Regions from separate parts of the Mus musculus genome. Here region 2 is linked to region 1. The links are chromatin loops, found by intact Hi-C in ENCODE. Cell type or tissue: heart. All regions are shown on one strand. Region 1 holds the start of Fam136a (family with sequence similarity 136, member A). Region 2 holds the start of C87436 (expressed sequence C87436).

Region 1 (5,000 bases):
GCGAAGACAGAGCCTGGTGAGACTGGAAAGACTCTGAGGACAGCTCTCGAAGGACAAGGCCTTGGAGGCCATGCTTCTCTACCTGTTTTGTTTTATTTTTCCCGCCGTATCATCAGGACTTCGTAAGACTGGGACGGTTACCAGGCCTAACATTTGTAGGATGGGGATATATGTTCTTGGGAGCGCGCTTGCTAGTTCTAAGAAAGCCTTGCGTTCCATTCCGCACAGCACAAAGCCAGGGTGGTGGCCCATGCCTGTAATCCTCGCACTCCAAAGGTGAAGGCAGGAAGATCGGGGGTTGGAAGTCAACCTGGGTTAAAAGAGACCCTGTGTGCTGCTATGAGCTCACTGATAAGATAATGTACCCAAGACTGAACCGGAAGAAACCACGTTCTGAAAATCAGTTTTTGTATTTCTGTAGCAGAGTTCAGAGGTCGGCCTGGCTAGTCAACGCCCCACAAGGCGATCGAAACAGTAGAGGGTGATTAAGGGGTGAAGTTAAGCGAGGCCAGTAGGGTGAGGGAGACGGGGCCCACGCTCACGGGCGTTCAGGGTTCGTGGCATCTAAATCAGCGCAGGACGGCCCGAAGGGATTTCGGTCTGGTGGTTCTCCTGGGCCGGTCCCTCCGAGCCTCGCGCCAGATCACCTCAGGGGCGGCCGAACGCTCGTCACCGAGGCCAGGTGGGAGGAAACCGCCCCACGCGAGGCCCGGAGCTCGAACGTCACCGCGCCACCCCCGCCCGAGTTTCCAATCCCGTTTGGGCGCCGGACCGCGCCGCTACCTGCATCTTCCGGATGTTCTCTCTCTCCACACTTTTCACCATGGCGTCCACAGCCTCCTGCACTCGGAGTTGCTGCACCTCCGCCATGGCGACCCTGAGCTCAGCCGCGCCGGCGCCCGCGTGTGCACCCGCTGCGCCCCGCCCCCTGCGCCCGTGCGGGCTTCTCAAGCCACTGAGTCCCACCCTCCGGCTTCGCCCCGCCCTCGGCTGCGCCCCGCCCCTAGCTAGTGAGTCCCGCCCCTTTGCGCTGAGCCCGACCCCCCACCGAGTCACCGCACAGTCTTCCGAGTACCTCGCCCTGGCCCCTGGCCATTGCGCCCTTGTCCTCAGTAAGCGTTCCCGTTCCCGCATCCTCATCGCCCCCTGGCGTCTAGGTTAAGCAACTTCAGGCAGGAGACAGCGGGCGCGCCGCTGGTTCTTCCGTGGAGCCAGGCTTTTGGTGGCCAAAGATCTCTTCGTCGTCTGACTTCTTTTCTTCCTCTCTTTCTCTCTCTCCCTCTGTCAATCCCAATTTTAAAAAAGCGAATGTAATTAGCAGCTCTTGTACAGCTCGATCAGATTTTATTATTGCTATCTTTGTCTTGGTTTCTTTTTGTTGCCGAACAGAATTTCATTAAATGTACATACCACAATTTGCTTTGTCAATTCCCCAGCTGGTGAACATTTATGCCGAGTTACTAGTTACTGCGAGTAAAGGGTACGGTATTCTAGATTGTCTCAAGAGTAGTGTGGGGGTATGGAGGGGCTGTAGATAGCGAGACCGTTGAGTAAGGGCGAGCTGTTTCTGAATGGATTGGTTCTGTCAGCCATGTGCTCTCGTGTTCCCATTTCTACTGTCTTATGCAGTCATCTCTGAAACACAAGTGGTCCCTTCTTCCCATGGGCCGATGCAGAGGGGAGCATCATTAGGTTAGGAAGAGGGCTACTAAAGGCTGCGTTAGAAGAGCTTGGGCTATAAGTGGTCCCATAGAGATAAGGGAAAGTTCGAGTGTTTCGGGAAATCTCTCTCGGCGAGCTAGCATTGAATTTTTGTATTGAACTAGAAGGCCCTTGCCTGGCACTCTGGAGAAGGAAAAGAATGACAGGCAGGTACGGGAAGCTTCAGAGGGCAAAACAGAAAAAAAAGGTTGAAGCTTTGTGGAATAGCCTGGAACGAAAAAAAAAAGACTAGCGTGTGAAGAGTGCTTGAGATTTTAGGCACTTGCTGTGATTCGCCACTAGATGGCAGGCTAGCTCTGTTTTGAGGGTAGGAAAAGCCACACAACCCATTGTCCTTTGAGAAAAGCTGTGTTCCTCCATGGCTGGGCTTTCCCTCTCTCAGATACCAGGGTTGGGGATAAAATGTGTCCACTACTTGAAGCCGGACTTACAGGGATCTTCCAGGAGCAGCTGGAGCCAGGGCGATGGCAGTGGTCACCCAACAGACCAGGTGCTTTGCAAGTACTTTGAATGGGGTCTGAAGCGGACCCTTCAGTGTCCATTTTTCTCTCACTGTGCACAAAGTCAAAGCAAAGGGAGGGGAAGACTCTGGAATATTTAAATCCTAGCAGGGCAAGATGGCTGCCTCAGCCGCGAAGACACCAGACTGTGGCAAGACTCTTGAGACTCACTTCATGATTCCAGATTCCATAGAAAATTCTTTCTAATAAAGGCACAGTTTAACACTTCTCACTTTCTCCTTTATTTCTAATGTGTATCATGGTAGTTTCAGCAGCTGCTTCTACAGTAATGCTGTTAGTCACACTGAGATCTGGTGGGAAGCCTTTGGTAAGACAACTTTGTTAGTTTCAGTATGGCAAGACGAGTGGTTCTTTGATGTTTATGGAAAGTGACTCCTGACATGTGAGGAACCTGCCCCTGTAAGACAGTGGTCACTCTTTAAAGACTGGATCTAACGGCTTGAAGACAACAGGCCATGCCTCTCTGCAGCTCTCTGTAGGACCAAGAGTTAAGAAGCTAGCTATCTGTGCCGTGCTCTTAGAGTATTCCCTGATTACAGGTCCTAACCTATACCTGGCTCCTCCGAGCTCTTTGCCATGGACGCTGTGTTGAACCAAATCACAGGTGTGAAATGTTCCTTAAAATTGACATAAAAGTCTCATATGTCCTTCATTCCTGGGATGTCTCTGAAGAGACTCCTTGACCCCACCCATTCCTCTCATGACAGCTGTCCTCTTCTCTCCTCTGATTCTCTTCTAAAATATGTTTATTTTTATTTTATGTGTATGTGTGTGCCTGATTATATGTGTGTGCATCACATGCATGCAGGGGCCCATGGAGGCCAGAAGAGAACGTCAGACCCTCTGGAACTTGAATTACTGGTGTTTGTGAGCTATCATGTGAGTGCTGAGAATTGAACCTGGGTCCTATGCAAGAGTAGATAATGATCTTAACCACTAAGCCATCTCTCCAGCTTCATCTTATTCTCATGATAAAGCGCCTCTCTAATTTTAATTTTTTTATATTTTAGTATTTATTTATTTGCTTGAGACAGGGTTTCACTTTTTACTAGCCCTGGCTGTCCTGGAACTCACTATGTAGACCAAGCTGGCCTCACTCTCACAGAGATCCTTCCCTGCCTCTGCCTCTGCCTCTGCCTCTGCCTCTGCCTCTGCCTCTGCCTCTGCCTCTGCCTCTGCCTCTGCCTCTGCCTCTGCCTCTGCCTCTGCCTCTGCCTCTGCCTCTGCCTCCTGAGTGCTGGGACTGAAGGCATGTGATATCACCCTCCTGGTGCTCTCTGGGTTTTAAAGGGAAGCTTTCTCCTCTTCTTCTTGGGGTGGGTTATGTGGTCTCTACCCCAACCATATATCCAGTGACTGTATAGAAAATGGAAGAGGAGTGAGATTAGAATCAAATATTAAGACTTGAGCAAGACCTAGCTAGGGAAGGGAGGGGGTAATTGTCAACAGAACCTTAAGATAGGTTGAATACTCCAGGGAAAGGGCCTATATAACTTTGCAATCCTAAGAAGGTGACCAGACTTCAGAGGGTAATGATCATATGGTGCACTTTGTGATAGAGGGGCTTAGGCAGACCGAAAGCACTCCAAGACTCAGTGTGAGTGGCAGGAAGCCACACAGCAGCAGGAAGCAGTCAGTGTTTCTGATGCCTCTGTGAGAGGTCTCTGTAGTGCAACCAGTGCTGGAGTAGCTGAAGCAGAAAAGATCATGGTGGAGCAAAGGCCCTGGATTAGTACATAATGGTCAAATAACTGTTTTGTGAAAGAGTTTATTCCAGGTGTGTGTGTGTGTGTGTGTGTGTGTGTGTGTGTGTGTGTGTGAGAGAGAGAGAGAGAGAGAGAGAGAGAGAGAGAGAGAGAGAGGGGGAGAGAGAGAGAGAGCATGCATGCAGATATCTGGATCAAATGCCTTCAGGAGCCCTTGGATGCCAAAAGAGGGTTTGGATCACTTACAACTGGAGTCAGGGGCATTTGTGAGTTACTGTGTGGATTCTGGGAAGTAAACAGTGTCCTCTGCAAGAGTAAACAACCACCCTTTAAAAGTTATCTTTGAAATTAATTTTAAGTTTGTGTGCACGTGTATATGTGTGTGTGCTCCTGTGTGTGGCACCTGCAGAGGCCAGAAGAGGATGCTGGGTCCTCTGAAAGTGGTTGTAAGCTTCCTGGTGTTGGCAATGGGAACTGAAGTCAGTCCTCTGCGAAAGCAGTGTTCTGATCTGCTTAGCCATCTTTCCAGCTCCCGGATTGTGCTTTTTCACTATGTATTATGGCCAGGAGATTAATGAAGTCTGGAGCCGAGGAAACACAGTCTGCAGATTCCATCTTAGGCTGAGCATCAAACTGCTGTCTGTGTTCTCAGCCTCTAAGTATGCAGCCTCCACAGTGATGGTGCAGCCACCCTTCCTCCCTCTGTAAAGTGTGGACGGCATGATTAATTCCTAGGTGTGGCGGCGGCTTTGAGATGGTGTCTGTAAGAAACAAGGTAAACAGTTATTATTGCTGCTGGAAATGTTGTGTTTCTTTCTCTCACTCTCTTATTAGTGTGGCTGTCAGAGCAGACACAGCGATGGCCTGGATAACAGTGCATGGAGCGGGCTGTGACCAGCATGTACGTTCTAGTTTTGTTCCTGGGACAAAATACCTGAAAAGAGGTGAACTGAGGGGCTGGGGAGATGCTGGCTCGGCAGGCGAGAGCACTGGCTACCCTTGCACACGACCAAGGTTTGATTCCCAGCACCTGCACAAACATCTGAAACTC
Region 2 (5,000 bases), 75 kb before region 1:
AAGTTCCAGATGGTTGTGAGTCACTGTGTGGGTCCTGGGAAATGTACCCTGGTCCTCCTCGAGAACAAAATGCTCTTTACACTGAGCTATCTTTCTTGCTTTCCACCTCAGTTTTTGAGACAGGGTCTTTCACTGATTTGTCTTGAGTGGTTGGAAAGCAAAGCCTAGGGCCCCTTAAGCGCTTGGATTACAGGGTTCGTCTCTGTGCCTGGCTGTGTATATGGCTTCTGAGGATCAGAACTTAGGCCCTCGTGCTTGTAAGGCTGGAACTTTACTTAAGAACCATCTTCTCTGCCTCTTAATGCTTTTTCACTAAGTGGTGGAAAAGGCAATTTGCTTGTAATTCTTGAAAAAATATTTAGATGTAAGTTAGAATGTATAATACACAACGGAGAAACAAATTTCCAAATACACATATACATGAATATTTGTACTAGCTTATAAATAAAACACATAGTATTTTGGTTTTGTTTCTGGAACAAAGTCTCACCAAGGAATCCTGACTGGCCTGAAATTCACTATGTAGACCAGACTGGCCTATGTAGATTAGACTGGCATCTAAAGAGATGCCTCCTGAGTGCTGGGATTAGCTTAATTATTAAAGATAAAAGCCTCTACACCCAGTTCCTTAAAATGTTTCCTAAGATTTATTTTTAGTTGTGTATCTGCCTGTATATGCACACGTGAATGCAAATGCCTGTGGAGGCCAGAGAGGGTGTAAGATCCTTCAAAGCTGGAGTCACAGGCAGTTGAAAAGCTGCCTGATAATGACATCCCAGAGTGCTGGGAACGGAACTCTGAAGAGAAGCAAGCACTTTTAACTGTTGGGCCACTTCTCTAATCCCTGTAAAGTCTTTTTTTTTTTTTTTTTAAATTCAGTATTTCAATGTATAGGTAAGTCATGTCTTGTTTGTCCACTTATCAGCCACAGAATATTAGTTTAGTCCCAAGTTTCTGGCTACAATACACAGAGCTCAGATCACTGGGACAAGTATTTGTATAGAAAAATGTCTTCCCATAAACTTGCACAGGGTTGAAGGCAGTACAGCCGAGTTCTAACACTGGCTCAGTCTGGAGAAGACCCCTGACTTGATCCCCAGTAAGACCACCCCCCCCCCCATATATATACTGAGACCCATGTACTCTTTCTTTCCTTCTCTCTCTCTCTCTCTCTTTTTGGTTTTTCGAGACAGGGTTTCTCTGTATAGTCCTGGCTGTCCTGGAACTCACTTTGTAGATCAGGCTGGCCTTGAACTCAGAAATCCATCTGCCTCTGCTTCCCGAGTGCTGGGATCAAAGGCGTGCGCCACCACGCTCGGCTACTATTTCTTTTATTTATTCTTAAGATAAGGTTTTACTCTGTGACCTGAAACTTATTATGTACCTGAGGCGGGCCTTAAACTCTAGATAATCCTTTTATCTCAGCCTCCTAAGTGATAGGGCTACATGTATGGACCACAGTGTTGAGCCATATATTTCAATAAATGTAAATATCATAGTAAACATAGCTATTTCCTTTGTACACTTAACATTTTCGGAACCTGAAAAACTGTTTCCAAAGGGGCTGAAACCTATTTCCTGTGTCAGGCTATGTGCATATGAGTACAGGCAGCCATAGCCAACAGGCTGCACTGCATATGTCTGGAACTGTAGTTACAGGTGCTTGTGAGCTACTAGACATGGGTGCCGGGGACTCAACTCAGATCCTCTGCAAGAGCAGTATGTATTCTTAACTACTGGGTGGTCTTTCCAGCTCCCACCTCTTTTTTGAAGATAGGGTCTTACTATGTACACCTGGCTGTACTCAATATGTGGACCAGGCTGGCATCCAAATCACAGATATCCCTCTATGAGATTTTGTACCTGCAGAATAGGAAAAGGACTTCCATTAAAGAACTAAGTACAGTGTGCTGAGTAAGATGCGACTGTAAAGCCATTAAAAACAGTTGAGATCTGTATACCAGTAACAAAGCTTAGTGCTTTGTGTATGCTATGCTTGGTTTTGAAAGGAAAGGAAAGGGGAAAATGGGGCTGCAGAGATGGCTAGTGGTTAAAAGTGTGTATTGCTCTTTTAGAGGGCCCAAGTTTGGTTCCAAGCAGTAACATCAGGGCTCATCTGCCTAAAACTCTTAATTCTGGGAAGTCCAACTCCTTTGACACACTGGATATACACACATGCATACACAAAAATCTTTTTTTAGAAAAGACTTTAAGGACACAGCATAGTTGTCTATTTCCTCAGCAGTAATTTGAGACCCGAGAAATGGAGGTTTAATCTCATTTTTTTTACTATTCGAATTTGAAAACATGTATCACTACGAATTATTACAGAGTTTTTTTCTTATTTTCCTTTTTTGGGGTGTGGTGGGGCGGGAGGTAGGGGGCAGGATTTCTTTGTATCGCTCTGGCTGTCCTGGGATGGACCGGGGAAGCCTCGAACTCAGAGACTCGCCAGTCTCTGCCTGTAGAGTTCTGGTATTAAAGGAGCTCGTCACCATACCCAGTTTGTTCTTTTCTTTTTGAGACAAGGTCTGTTATGTAGCCTAGCTGTCCTGGAATTTGAGATCTTCTTGCCTTCGCCTCCCGAGTGCTGGGATGACAGGCTGCGCCACCACGCCCGGCTTGCAGACTCTGTCTTAAAAAAGGATACACAAGGAACGCGACTTGTGAAGGAGCTCCGCTGGAAACCTGAAGGGTCTCCCGATGATTGTCTCTTCTCAGCAAGAGGGTGAGCAGCGCCTGGCGCTGGCTGAGGGAACCCGAGGCGCGGTAGGCTGCCCCCTGTCCCATGCGGCCGCTGAGCTGGTCGGTGTGGGGACGCTGTTTTGGGCACGTGAACACCGCCCCAAGTAAGAAAGAAGTATTCGAGTGCATGCATTCACACAAGGGATCCTGTGGAGGCGCTATTTACCCATTTTAGGAATAAAACTGTCTGGTTGGATCGAGACGTCACAGCTCGCAGACCTTTACTGATTGTAGAATCAGCCCGGTCACTGTCAAATAACAGAGTCCGGGCCACAATTCCTCGGTGTTGTTTAGGGGAGCGCGCCTAAGCTCAGCTTCCGGGAACGGCCGGCTGGAAAACGCACTTCCCATGCGACCCGCTTCCCGGCATCCTGCGCAAAACGCCCACTTCCGGCGGCGTCAAACTGAGGGCCCAGCAAAAATGTCAGCAGTCCGACACGCAGTTCCCCGAACACTTTTTCCGCCTCTGTTCCCACCCTAAGCCGTGCTCCGCCGGTGCTTGGCCTCTCCCACTTTGCCCCCTTACCTGCCTCGCAACTCTAGGAATCTCGTTGGTGACGACCCTCGCCGCGTCTCTTCTCCTTTTACAAACGGACTTTTACAAACACGTCCAAACTGTTTGCTTGTAACGACGGTCGTTATTGGTCAGATCAGCCCACGTGCGCCAAGGGCCCGCTCACCTCCGCTGAAGTGGCACCATGGGATTTGTAGTATTTCAGGGGAGTGCTCTCTTTTGGAAAACTACAGAGAAGGCTCAGGGTGCTGACACTTTGTGGCTTTACCTAAACGTACAGAACACACCAGCAAGGGCTTCCCGGTGGTCCCTAGTACATCGAACCTGAACAATTCTGTGCTGAAAACAGTTTTACTGGAATCGGAAGCAGAGCTCGCCTGAGCTTGTATGGTTTTCTCTCGCTTCGCTCTTACACATTATTGAACGACTCCCCCCTTGGAAAGAGCCGAAATAGACTTTATGTATATTTGTTCTTCAGAATCGTAAATCCCCGGCACCAATATTGTGTTTCCTGGAACTCTTTCTGTAGATCAGGCTGGTCTCGAACATAGATCCGCGGGCCTCTTCCCTCCAATGTGTTGGGATTAAAGACATGTGCCACCACCGCACTTCAGAAACACTCGGAAAGCTATGGTGCCTTAGGTGAGGCCGGTGTGTTCCCATAGCTTGGACACCTACTGGTGGTGCGCTGTAGGCACAATTGCTTTGCTCTAGCCAAATTTTACTTTTCTCCGTTACAGTGGCCCTTTTCTGGGATCAGATTTTTCTAATATTGTTTCAGAAACTGAAGGAACTAAAAAAAGAGATGTTTCCTCTCGCCACAATTTTTATTTGCTGTTAAGTTCAAAAGCATTCATATTTATACCTGGATCACATGGCTAGTTAGTTCCTAGCAACTGCCTCAAGTGGTGACCAGAGAGCATCAACCCTCATTTCTTTGCCTGGCATTGGGAAGTGTTTCTCCTTTGTTCTATAGTTCAATGTCAAGCCCTCCAATAGAGAGACATGCAGACAACATCTTTCTGGATGCTGTTTCTCTCCTTTCTCATTAAGTGTGCAGTGGTTCATGAAAGACCTTGTGATCCTCACCTCCCTGTCTTCAGAACCAGCCAACTTGGGTGTCCTCACACCAAGCTCTCCCAGGCTGCAATTTTCAACTGACATTTAAAAAAAAACAAAAAACAAAACAAAACAAAAAAAGCAGATAAAAACAAACAAAACAAAACAAAAAGCCGGGCCGTGGTGGCACACGCCTTTAATCACAGCACTTGGGAGGCAGAGGCAGGCGGATTTCTGAGTTCAAGGCCAGCCTGGTCTACAAAGTGAGTTCCAGGACAGCCAGGACTATACAGAGAAACCCTGTCTCGAATAAAAACAAAAAACAACAACAACAAAAAACAGGATATTAAGTTAAGCCATTCATTGCATTGTATGTCCCAGTGGTATCAGGCAACGCCAGCTGCCCGCTAGTTAGTGGACCTCCTCCTCAAGTGTTTCCTCACAGGCCTGCATATTCCTGTTCCTCTAGGACCTGGCTCCTTCTAAGGATCAGGAGTTCAGCTGTGATTTCAAGTTTGTTTTCCTTACCCTTTTTCCTTCTCTCCCTGCTCTGACTACACATAGTAGTTGCTTTCTGCACACTGGACTTCTTTGACTCCTGTCAACCTACTAGTAGTAGCCAGTGTTTACTTTGTTCCAACCTGTATTAGTTTAATCTTTTGTCATTTCCCTTAAAAATTGA

The links. A loop is a pair of places that touch in the nucleus more often than their neighbours do. Peaks named below come from ENCODE experiments on the same cell type or tissue, not always from the same donor. Only the 100,000 strongest peaks of a DNase experiment are listed, where the experiment ranks them.
Region 2: it touches region 1 in a loop (4-fold over the local background); 1 of 42 quality-filtered maps calls a loop at or near these places.

What each region holds. Positions count from the first base shown.
Region 1 is chr6:86,361,603-86,366,602 of GRCm38, reverse strand. Fam136a (family with sequence similarity 136, member A) reads right to left here and starts at 957. Exons shown (of 3, transcript NM_025591.3): 1 at 784-957. The coding sequence starts at 870. In heart, CTCF peaks have their summits at 1,146 (motif pointing left) and 1,993 (motif pointing right); DNase peaks (open chromatin) are centred at 1,022 and 2,042; H3K4me3 peaks cover 2,374 bases; H3K27ac peaks cover 2,434 bases.
Region 2 is chr6:86,436,759-86,441,758 of GRCm38, reverse strand. C87436 (expressed sequence C87436) reads right to left here and starts at 3,085. Exons shown (of 10, transcript NM_001364557.1): 1 at 2,912-3,085. In heart, CTCF peaks have their summits at 2,917 and 3,943; DNase peaks (open chromatin) are centred at 3,138 and 3,388; H3K4me3 peaks cover 2,604 bases; H3K27ac peaks cover 2,147 bases.